3 separate regions of the Homo sapiens genome follow, and all the other regions are linked to region 2. A link is a contact called in ENCODE Hi-C or POLR2A ChIA-PET data. All regions are on one chromosome and are shown on one strand. The core of a region is the stretch at or near the end of the contact, and the rest is flanking DNA. Distances in the headings are between cores, read along the strand shown. Region 1 holds the start of NOM1 (nucleolar protein with MIF4G domain 1). Region 2 has its middle 34 kb from the start of DNAJB6. Region 3 overlaps NOM1 (nucleolar protein with MIF4G domain 1).

Region 1 (3,428 bases), core at 463-2,962, 350 kb after region 2:
TTGCTACGTCCTAGATTCTGAACTTTTTTTTTTCTTTGAAACAGAGTCTGGCTCTCTCGCCCAGGCTAGAGTGCAGTAGCGCGATCTCGGCTCAGTGCAACCTCTGCCTCCCTGGTTCAAGCCTCAGCTTCCCAAGTAGCTGGGATTACAGGCGCCTGCCACCACGCCCGGCTGTTTTTTGTATTTTTAGTAATGACGGGGTTTCACCACGTTAGCCAGGCTGGTCTCAAACACCTGACCTCAAATGATCTGCCCCGCCTCAGCCTTTATCTTTAATTCAATGTTGGACTTTATCTAAGGGAGTGCTGTAAATTAGCTTCGAGTTTTAGAAAATTCACTCTAAAAGTCGGGCACGGCAGATGTCCTCGGATACTCGAAAGAGGCCTTAACAGATGAGGTAGGGTTAACAGGTTTAGAGACCTGGGCTGGTAAACACAGAATGAAGATGCTGCACTGTGGAAATGGCCCTTAAGTCCCCGGGATAAAAATGTCTCTATATTGCTTTTCTCCTAAACTTTACATTATGAAAATTTAAAAACATGAAAGAAGACCGAATAGAGTAACGTACTCGATTTACTCACATTCAGCTGAAACCATTATCAAGACACCAAGTCTGTGTCATTTCTGCCTCACGCCCCATTCCCTGTCCCGTTATTTTGAAGGAAATCCCAGAGGGCCTAGAGAGTGTTCACACGATACCTTATCCGTTATGTCACCGTCCTCCGAGGAATTTTCACTCTTTTCTTCATCTTCTGCAAAACGGACTCTCTTCCCCCTCCTTTTCTCCTGCGCTCCCTTTTCCTTTTCTTCCCCCTGTTCCTCTTCTGTATCCTCGTCGTCGTCCTCGCTCTGCGCTTCTGCTTCCTGCGCCTTCTTTTCCTTTTCTACGTCTCCCTCCTCCTCCTCCTCACTTTCGTCCTGGGAGTCACTCTCTAAGTCACTTTCGGGGAGTGTCTGTCCGGCATCTTCCTCCTCCTCACCACTGCTGTCGTACAAGCCGCTATTTTTCCCAGACTCCAGGGCTCCCAGAATATAGTCAAGACCGTCGCGTGCAAAGCTCAGCGGCACGGAGCTGCTGCCGTCCTTCTTTTTGCGCTTGTTCAAACCGAGGCAACGCTCCAGCTTTCGGATCTCTCGGTCCTCCTCCTCGTTCGCCGCTAAAAGCGCCCGTTTCCGGGCAGCGGCGGTGGCGGCTGCGGAGGGTCTGGTCTTTGCGGTGGCGGCCGTGGCCTTGGCCTTGACCCGGGACGGCCGCGGCTTCCTGGGAGGCGAGGGGTCCCGACTAGGGGCTGGGCGGGCGCGCTCCTCCGTGTCCTGCCGGTGACCGCTGGCTTCTTCGGCTCCGCTTCGGCCTCCCAGGCCGGGACCCTGTTCGGGGCCCGCCGTCCTCTGCAGCCGGCGTGCTTTCCGCAGGTGCCGCTTCTCCTTCCTCAGTTCCTTACGGCTTTTTCTCCCTCCCGGGCGAAAGCTCACCGGGGCGCCGCGCCCCTCGCAACCCCCGGGAGCCTCGCCTTCCGAAGTCGCGTGCACGAACTCCTCCACCGCTAGCTTCAGCCTCTTCAGGGCCTTCTCCCCACCGCCAGCAGGACCGCGGCGCGGCCCGCGCCCGCCTCTGCGCTTCATGCGGACCACGCGTCCCTGGGAGCCGCCCGGGCCGGCCTCTCCCGCGCTCCTGGACGCCGCCATCTTTCGAAACGCGTGGACGCACGACTTCCGGCCGAGGCGGGACTTCCGGGGAAGAGGCGGCTGCGCGGGGCGGGCGGGCGGCGCCCCCTGCTGGCCGGAGGGCGACAGCGTGCAGAGCTGCGCGGAGCCGGGTGCGGGGGCAGCCGGGCAGGTGGCGCCCGGGGCAGGCGCGCCCGCGGGTGGGCGCCGCGTGGACGTCAGGCTCGCGATGAGCATGGAGGTGCCTTCACATTTAAAAGGGAAATCCGGCCGGGCGCGGTGGCTCACGCCTGTAATCCCAGCACTTTGGGAGGCCGAGACGGGTGGATCACCTGAAGTCAGGAGTTCGAGACCAGCCTGGCCAACCTGGTGAAACCCACCCACCCCCCTACAAAAATTAGCTGAGCGTGGGGGCACGCGCCTGTAATCCCAGCTACTCGGAGGCTGAGGCAGGAGAATCGCTTGAACCACGGAGGCGGAGGTTGCAGTGAGCCGAAATGGCGCCATTGCACTCCAGCCTGGGCGACAGAGCGAGACTCCAAAGGGAAATCCTCGCGTATGATGGAGGGGAGACTCCGCGCGGGTCGGCGCGGTGCCGGAGGTTGGCGGCGGCGACGACGCTGGGATGCGCGGGCCCCAGGTTCGTGTCCGCCCAGGACCCAGGAATGCGACCTTATTTGGAAATAGGGCCTTTGCAGATGTGGTCGAGAGGAGCCCTCGTGGGTTAGGACTGGCCCCAGAGCCAGCGTTCTCCTGAGAAGCAGGCTCTGGATACGGACCAGGGAGACGCCTGTGGCCCCCAGGCGGCCGAGGACCCCTGAGGAGCCGGCCCTGCCCAGGCTGGGTTTGGACGCTGGGCCCCGAGGGCAGAGCGTTTGAGGTTCCTCTTTACTGGGTAACTTGAACCGGGAAGCGAACGCAGAGGCCGCGCAGTTTGCGTCTGGATTTTTGGGAAGCCCGGAGGCGCAGGAGCAGCCTCGCCTAGCAGTGAGCTGGGGGAAGACGGGGCTGCTGCTGTGGGGTTCTCGGCCTGACCAGGGGCCGCTTCTCTTCCCGGACAGCTTCAGAAGCTTCATTTCCACAGAGTTCCCACCCTTGACTTAATTTAATTTAATTTAATTTTTTTTCTTTTTTTTTTCTTGAGACCGAGTCTCACTCTGTTGCCCAGGCCGGAGTGCAATGGCGGACCAAAGTGCTGGGATTACAGGCAAGCCACCGCGCCCGGCCCGTCCTTGACTTTAAAATGATTTAATTTTTGTCAACTTGTCAGCTCAAAATGGCATCTTGTCATTTAGTTCCTGATGAGAGTGGGTGTCTTTGTTCACTGGCCATTTGTATTTCCTCCTCTGTTTATGGCCTTTGTCCATTTTCCTTATAGGTTTTACGAATTTTTTTAAATATAAAATTTATTTAATATAAATTTAAAGTAGAGACAGGGTCTCCCTGTGTTGTCCAGGCAGGTCTCAAACTCCTAAGCTCAAATCCTAAAGTATTGGGATTACAGGTGTGAGCCACCACACCCGGCAAGGAATTCTTTACAAATAAAAAATTTTGAATAATCCTCTGTATCTCCTATGTGCAAATATTTTCCTCTCTCAAATATTTAAGGTACTTTAAAAAAATAAGTAATTTAATTTTTAATAAGCAATATACTCTATGTACAGGGTCCAAAATTCAAAAGGTACAAAAAGATATAAATGAAAAGGTCAATTTCTGTGCTGTGCCTGTCCACAAGCCACCCAGTTCTCCTTCCATGAAGCAGC
Region 2 (3,326 bases), core at 351-2,850:
TTGAACCCGGGAGGCGGAGGTTGCAGTGAACCGAGATCCCACCACTACACTCCAGCCTGGGCGACAGAGTGAGACTCTGTCTCAAAAAGAAAAAAAAAAAAGAAAGAAAGAAACCTTGGGCTATGCTGGGCACACTGTCTACGAGGAGGACCTACCCCACAAGGAGCAGTAAAACAAAACAAAAACAACAACCACCTCAGATCCATCACAGGCTCTCCCCTTCTTCCACTTTGTCCCCGTGCACCTGCCTATGTTGGACAATTCATATGAAAGGAATCCATCTCTCTTTTCCTTTGCGACTAATTTGAATGTTATTTGATACAGCAGCATCCACATAGATTTGCAATCAGTAGCATATGTCAGTGTGAGAGACGTGACAATCAATACTCAGAGGAAGACATGCATCGTCTTTGACCTAACAATTCCACTGACAGGAACGTCTGCAGATCCATTTGCAGGAGTAGACAAAGTGAAACACATTAAATATATGCCGGGACACGCTCTGCAGCCATGGTGAGAGTGGCAGAGACTGCAGCTACCCTAAGCACTAATTCCTAAGGAACTGATGAGATGGACACAGTAGGACCATGCAATGGAGACTATGCAGCAACTGAAAAGAAGGGCAGAGGCCGGGCGCGGTGGCTCATGCCTGTAATCCCAGCACTTTGGGAAGCTGAGGCGGGCGGATCACGAGGTCAGGAGATCGAGACCATCCTGGCTAACACGGTGAAACCCCGTCTCTACTAAAAATACGAAAAAATTAGCTGGGCGTGGTGGCAGGTGCCTGTAGTCCCAGCTACTCGGGAGGCTGAGGCAGGAGAATGGCCTGAATCCAGGAGGCGGAGCTTGCAGTGAGCTGAGATTGCGCCACTGCACTCCAGCCTGGGAGACAGAGGGAGACTCCGTCTCAAAACAAACAAACAAACAAACAAACAAAAAAAGAAGGGCAGATCGGCCGGGCGCAGCGGCTCGTGCCTATAATCCCAGCATTTAGGGAGACCAAGGCAGGTGGATTGCCTGAGCTCAAGATCAGCCTGGGCGACATGAGAAAAACCCATCTCTACTAAATAAAAAATAAAAAATAAAAAATACAGGGCCGGGCGTGGTGGCTCATGCCTGTAATCCCAGCACTTTGGGAGGCCGAGGCAGGCAGATCATGAGGTCAAGAGATCGAGACCATCCTGACCAACATAGTGAAACTCCACCTCTGCTAAAAATACAAAAATTAGTTGGGCATGGTGGCTCGTGCCTGTAGTCCCAGCTACTTGAGAGGCTGAGACAGGAGAATCACTTGAACCCAGAAGGCAGAGGTTACAGCGAGCCGAGATCACACCACGACACTCCAGCCTGGACGACAGAGCGACATTCAGTCTCAAAAGAAGAAGAAGAAGAAGAAGAAGATAGAGGGAGTGGCTGGGTCAGGGTTGACATGGCCTCCTCCGAGGAAGACATACTGAATGTTCCCACCAGGAGGGAGTTGGGCTCAGAAAGACAGTCGAGCCCTGGGGCTGTGCCTGGGGCTGTGCTCACCAAGCAACGCTGATGACAAGGCGGTTTCTGGGCCACCCGACACCAGGAAGTGGGCGCCTGTGCCAGGCAGCTTCCTGTGATCTGGCTGCTGTGAACTGGAACGTTGGTGGCACGGTTTACACATACTGAGTGGTTTCCCTTACTCATCTGTTTGGGGGTTTTTGTTTTCGTGTGTTTGCTCTGGTTTCCATTTCCAGTTTTTAAAATGTGTGCCTATAATAGATAAAACGCACGTTGTCAGGAAAATTCAAAGTGTGCCCTGTCTATGATGCAGACAGGCCCCTGCAATTCCACTCGAGCTACAGGTCAGTAGCCTGAACATACACATGGGAACATACAGTTTAGACGCCCCCAGAACGGCTCTTTCACTCACTAAGGCCTCGTGGACAACCTTCCAGGCAGAACAGAAGGATCTACCGTTCTTTTTTTTTTTTTTTTTTTTTTTTTTTGAGACAGAGTCTTCCTCTGTCGCCCAGGCTGGAGTGAAGTGGCGCAATCTTGGCTGACTGCAACCTCCGCCTCCCGGGTTCAAGCGATGCGATTCTCCTGTCTTCTCCTTCTTTTGACAGATTTTTGAACTTTTCCCCAGAGGCCCTGTTATGGGCAAAACAGTGCTCTCCAAGCCCTGTGTTCAAGCCCAACTCCCAGTACCCAGAATGTGACTGTACCTGGAGACAGGGTCTCCCGAGAGATCATTAAGCCAAAAGGAGGCCATTAGGGTGGGCCCTCTTCCAATCCGATTGGGGTCCTTACCAGAAGAGATCAGGATGCAGACGTGCACAGAAGGGCCACCCTGTGAGGACACAGAGGGCCAAGGGCCATCGATCAGCAAAGGGAAGTAGCCTGGGACACAGTCGTCCTGCAGAGCCACTGAGGAACCAGCCCTGCCTACACCTTGACCTTGGCCTTCCAGACTGCAGAGTGCGAGACGCTCAATCTCTTGTTTAAGCTGCCCAGTCTGTGGGATGTTGTTCTGGCAGCCCTGCGAAAGGAATTCAGACCCTCTTAGCCAAGGGGAATAAATGCTCTAAGGTTTCATATTATATATTGGAGTCATACATTTTGTTCTTGCCATCGTATATTCAGCTGTGTTGTCTTTAAATCAACATGATCTGAATTACTTGCTAGATATATGTATGTATTTTGAGACAGGATCACTGTTACCCAGGCTGGAGTGCAGTGGTGTAATAATAGCTCTCCACACACTGCAGCCTCGAACATGGGCTCCAGCGATCTTCCTGCCCCAAGTAGCTGGGAATACAGGCATTCACCACAATGCCAGGCTAGTTTTTTGTTTGTTTGTTTGTTTTTTGACAGTTTCACTCCTGTCACCCAGGCTGGAGTGTAGTGGCGTGAACACGGCTCACTGCAGCCTTGACTTCCAGGGCTCAGGTGATCCTCCCACCGTAGCCTCCTGAGCAGCTACTTTTTTGTATTTTTTAGTAGAGATGGGTTTCACCATGTTGCCCAGGCTGGTCCCAAACTCCTGGGTTCAAGCAATTTGCCAGCCCCAAAGTGCTGGGATTACAGGCGTGAGCCACTGTTCCCGGCCTTTTTTTTTTCTTGTAGAGATGAGATCTTGCTTTGTTGTCTGGGCTGGTCTCAAACTCATGGCCTCAAGTGATCCTCCTTCCCTTGTTTGTCTTTTGCAACCCTCCATAGATGTAAAAGCCATTCTTGGTTCCAGGGCCGTGACTGCTTTCAGCCTGACAGAGGCAGGACTAATGGCATTTTTATTTCCGAACAATGCAGTGGGATGTTGGTGAGTGAATACCATGTCTTTAGACCACCAGGGA
Region 3 (3,606 bases), core at 251-2,750, 330 kb after region 2:
CCTATAATCCCGGTGTTTGGGAGGCCAAGGTAAGAGGATCACTTGAGGCCAGCCTGTATAACATACGGAGATCTTGTCTCTACTGCTTGTGGTCCTAGCTATCCGCGAGGCTGAGGCAAAAGGACCGCTTCAGTCCAGGAATTTGATGCTGCGGTAACTATGATCGTGCCACTGCACTCTGGCCTGGGTGACAGAGTGAGCCTGTCTCTCTCTTAAAAAGTAAATAAATAGTATCTGAAAGTGCCACAAATGGGGCGTTTTGCCCAGGAGAGGCATCACCAGCACCTGTGCCCATCTGCCCAACGTGACCACTCTGAAGAGGACGGTGACTGCTGGACAGATGAGTTTTGGACATATATAACCTCTCAATGTCTATTCTGTATTCACATCTTAGTGACTTTTTTCAACAATCAAAGGTAAGATTTAAATTGAGTCTGTAGCATTTGAGAGAGAAAAGCAAAATTGAAGGGCTGAGAAAACAATAAACATTTGGGTATCTGCAATACATGCTGTTATCTAGGGACATTTCTGCTTCCTCCCAGAATCAGTTTTCCATACTTAGTGAGTGGGGTGTGTTTGTTTCTCCCACTAGACGGATGTTAATTCTTTGCAGGCAGTAACTATATTTTCTTCATGTTTACATCTCCAAATCCTTGCAAGCAAGTAGCACCTATTAACAGTCAAATAACTACTGTTTGGTGACCTCAGAGTTGTTTAAGATGGTACATTTACAATCTGGAATTGGTGAGGAGATGAATATCCTCAACTGTGTGAGAATGTTACATGAATGATGAAAAGCACCTGTCTGCATTACAGTGTACATAAGGCCATATCCACAGGGCTTATGTCGACTGACTTTGCCAAAGTTAATTGCAACCTAAATACTTAAAACAGTATCAAGAATCACATTTAAGCTGGGCGTGGTGGCTCAAGCCTGTAATCCCAGCACTTTGGGAGGCCGAGATGGGTGTATCACCTGAGGTCAGGAGTTCAAGACCAGCCTTGCCAACATGGTGAAACCCATCTCTACTAAAATACAAAAATTAGCCGGGCGTGGTGGCGTGCGCCTGTAGTCCCAGCTAAAGAGGCTGAGGCAGGAGAATCGCTTGAACCCGGGAGGTAGAGGTTGCAGTGAGCTGAGATTACAGGACACTGCACTCCACTCTGGGTGACAGAGCAAGACTCTGTCTCAAAAAAACAATCACCTTTAAGGGATGGTTTTTGAACTTCTAACCAATATTTTAAAAAGGTAAAAACCTCATCAATTTCTTTATAACTGCACCCTCTAGTGGCCTGTTTTATCTATTAATTTTTTTTTTTTTTTTGACAGTCTCACTGTCAAAAGTCTCACTGTCCAGCCCAGGCTGGAGTACAGTGGTACAATCTTGGCTCACTGCAGCCTCTACCTCCAGGGTCCAAGCAATTCTTGTGCCTCAGCCACCTCAGTAGCTGCTATTACCAGCATGTGCCATCATGCCTGGCTAATTTTTATATTTTTAGTAGAGACAGGGTTTTGCCCAGGCTGGTTTCAAATTCCTGGCCTCAAGTGATCCGCCCACCTTGGCCTCACAAAGTGCTGGGATTACAGGGGTGAGCCATCACGCTCGGCCATATCTATTAAAAAATTTTAAGACAATCATACACACCAGCCTCACTGCTTAGAGAACCCTGTCCAGTGTGCCTGACCCCTTTTCCCTCCCTCCTTCTCCTCTCACCCCCAAGATAGTTATTTGAAAATGGCTTGAAATACAAACAATAAAACCTTAGATCAAAAAAAATCTCAAAATATAATACATTAACAGACAATGATATAGCTCTACCAAACATTCACACGCAGGCAACAGAATAAGCCTTTGGGTTTACCAAGGACATTTTACAGTCAAAGGGCCACCTGCCCTCCTTCCTTCCCTGACTACATTCTCAGGGAAGCTTTTCCTTGCAGACACTTCGTTGCAAGGTCAGCTTTCTCTCTCAGCACGTTGGCTTCGTCGGCGCTTCTGTGGGCCTGTGCGTTCTTTAGCAAGAAGTGGCTGATGAAAAGCTTCAAACCCTCACGTAACACCCCCAGCTTTGGGTTGTCAGATACTCTGGAAAGGAATCGTATAAACACATGTCAGGGCTGAGCTGGCCTCTCCTAGATCTCAATCCTGGGTATCTCGCATAGTGAGACATAACCAGTTTCTTTTAAAAATAAAATTCTCAATTAAGAACTTCTTAACATATTTTATTATTAACAATCATTGTTAGTTTGCTAGCAGACAAGTTTCTATTCCCCAGATCTAATGCATACCAGCTTAAAAATAAAACCGAAAAGATTAAGCTACACGTATAGTACAACCTTGTGTTTGTAAATCAACACAAGTGAAAACAATCTCTTCATTTCTCTTCCATGTCTCGTCGGAAAGGGTGGGGCACATACCTTGTGAAAATTAAACTGAGGTCTTCAACTTCTGTTTCCATTAATAGGATACTTAATACTTTTCGTAAAAAACGGACTCTGGGTTTGTCCAATTCACTGAATTCAACTACCTAATGGTCAGGACATGGAGAAAAATAAAGTTACACTGATTTAGCCAACTTTTTCAATGATTTGTAATATAGTTAATTAGAGTAAAAATTAATCTCCCCCCTTCCCCCACTCTACCCGATTTAAGAAGCTATTTCCAGAGCTAAGAAATGAACACCTGTTGGCAAGGATGTGGGCCTTGGGAATTCCTACACACTGCTGGCAGAGGTGTGGCCGGCCACAGCCACCGTTGAGAACAACTCAGCAGTGTAAGTGGAATTCCCGGGTCATACACCTTATGAATCAGAAATTCAGTATCTAGAACTGAACCATAAATTACCTCCATTCCCAAAAGTACCCATCCCCTAATTAAAACTATATATATATATATATATATATATATATATATATATATATATATAAAATTTACTTCTAGAAGACTAATCCATATATATCTCTGCCCTAGAAAACTATCAAAAAATCAGAAATAAACACGGATCAGTAGGATAAGTAAGTATATAAACTGAGGCATACGTATACAGTAGGATGCTACCCAGAACAGACTCACGGGCGCCAACGTGGACCCACTGCAATCTTAGCTGAATGTCAGCGAGCTAGAGGAGGGGACTAAACGCATGGTGACGGGAATGCTACCCACAGGGAGGTGCGCAGCCAAACACCATCACAGGCGCTTGCGGACCCGAGGACGCGGCGAGACCACAAAAGCATGGTCGAAACACAGAGAAACTCGGAATGAGAGCAGCCCGGAGGGGCAGGGCGGGGGGCATCTCTAAAGCTCTACGCCTGAGGGTGTGCTCCTGCCACGCCTCTCCCGCTCATCGGTGGTAGCATCTGTGCTGTTCCAGGATGAGCGCAATGCCTGGGCGAGCGAAAGGCAAGGCAGGGGAGCGGAGGGGGAGCAACGCCTCCTCCATGAGCTAAGTTATTCCAGTTGTCAGGATTTGGCGTAAGGCTCGGTGCCCTCATTTTCAGTACAGTGGCCAAACTTGGACACCACACAGCAAGGGACGCAGGGTGAACTGGAGCCGGCATGCTGATGAACTGCACACGACACACAGAAACACACGGGAAGCTGTGGC

What was found. A loop is a pair of places that touch in the nucleus more often than their neighbours do. ChIA-PET counts read pairs that join two places held with the same protein, here RNA polymerase II (POLR2A). Pooled maps may share reads with other maps.
Region 1: a pooled map shows a loop between it and region 2 (6-fold over the local background). The contact joins the promoter of NOM1 here to the enhancer-like site in region 2. A Hi-C loop is called at or near these places in 7 of 50 pooled maps. POLR2A ChIA-PET finds 5 or more read pairs at or near these places in 3 of 52 experiments (activated CD4-positive, alpha-beta T cell, activated CD8-positive, alpha-beta T cell and activated naive CD4-positive, alpha-beta T cell).
Region 3: a pooled map shows a loop between it and region 2 (2.4-fold over the local background). The contact joins two enhancer-like sites. A Hi-C loop is called at or near these places in 1 of 50 pooled maps. POLR2A ChIA-PET finds 5 or more read pairs at or near these places in 3 of 52 experiments (A549, CD8-positive, alpha-beta memory T cell and Panc1).

What each region holds. Positions count from the first base shown.
Region 1 is chr7:156,947,996-156,951,423 of GRCh38, reverse strand. NOM1 (nucleolar protein with MIF4G domain 1) reads right to left here and starts at 1,712. Exons shown (of 11, transcript NM_138400.2): 1 at 700-1,712. The coding sequence starts at 1,686. RefSeq lists silencers at 1,292-1,341, 1,622-1,971 and an enhancer at 2,032-2,560.
Region 2 is chr7:157,300,850-157,304,175 of GRCh38, reverse strand. No RefSeq gene overlaps it. Among named protein-coding and RNA genes, the nearest start is that of DNAJB6, 34 kb to the left of the region's middle. RefSeq lists enhancers at 1,236-1,505, 1,716-1,845 and a silencer at 2,427-2,721. Within about 2 kb of position 1,600, at least 17 of the 41 ENCODE cell types and tissues checked have a DNase peak (open chromatin) inside an H3K27ac peak, as active enhancers do.
Region 3 is chr7:156,968,010-156,971,615 of GRCh38, reverse strand. NOM1 (nucleolar protein with MIF4G domain 1) reads right to left here. Exons shown (of 11, transcript NM_138400.2): 10 at 2,420-2,529; 11 at 1-2,087. The coding sequence ends at 1,913. Among named protein-coding and RNA genes, the nearest start is that of NOM1, 20 kb to the right of the region's middle. RefSeq lists a silencer at 3,095-3,286. Within about 2 kb of position 1,500, at least 2 of the 41 ENCODE cell types and tissues checked have a DNase peak (open chromatin) inside an H3K27ac peak, as active enhancers do.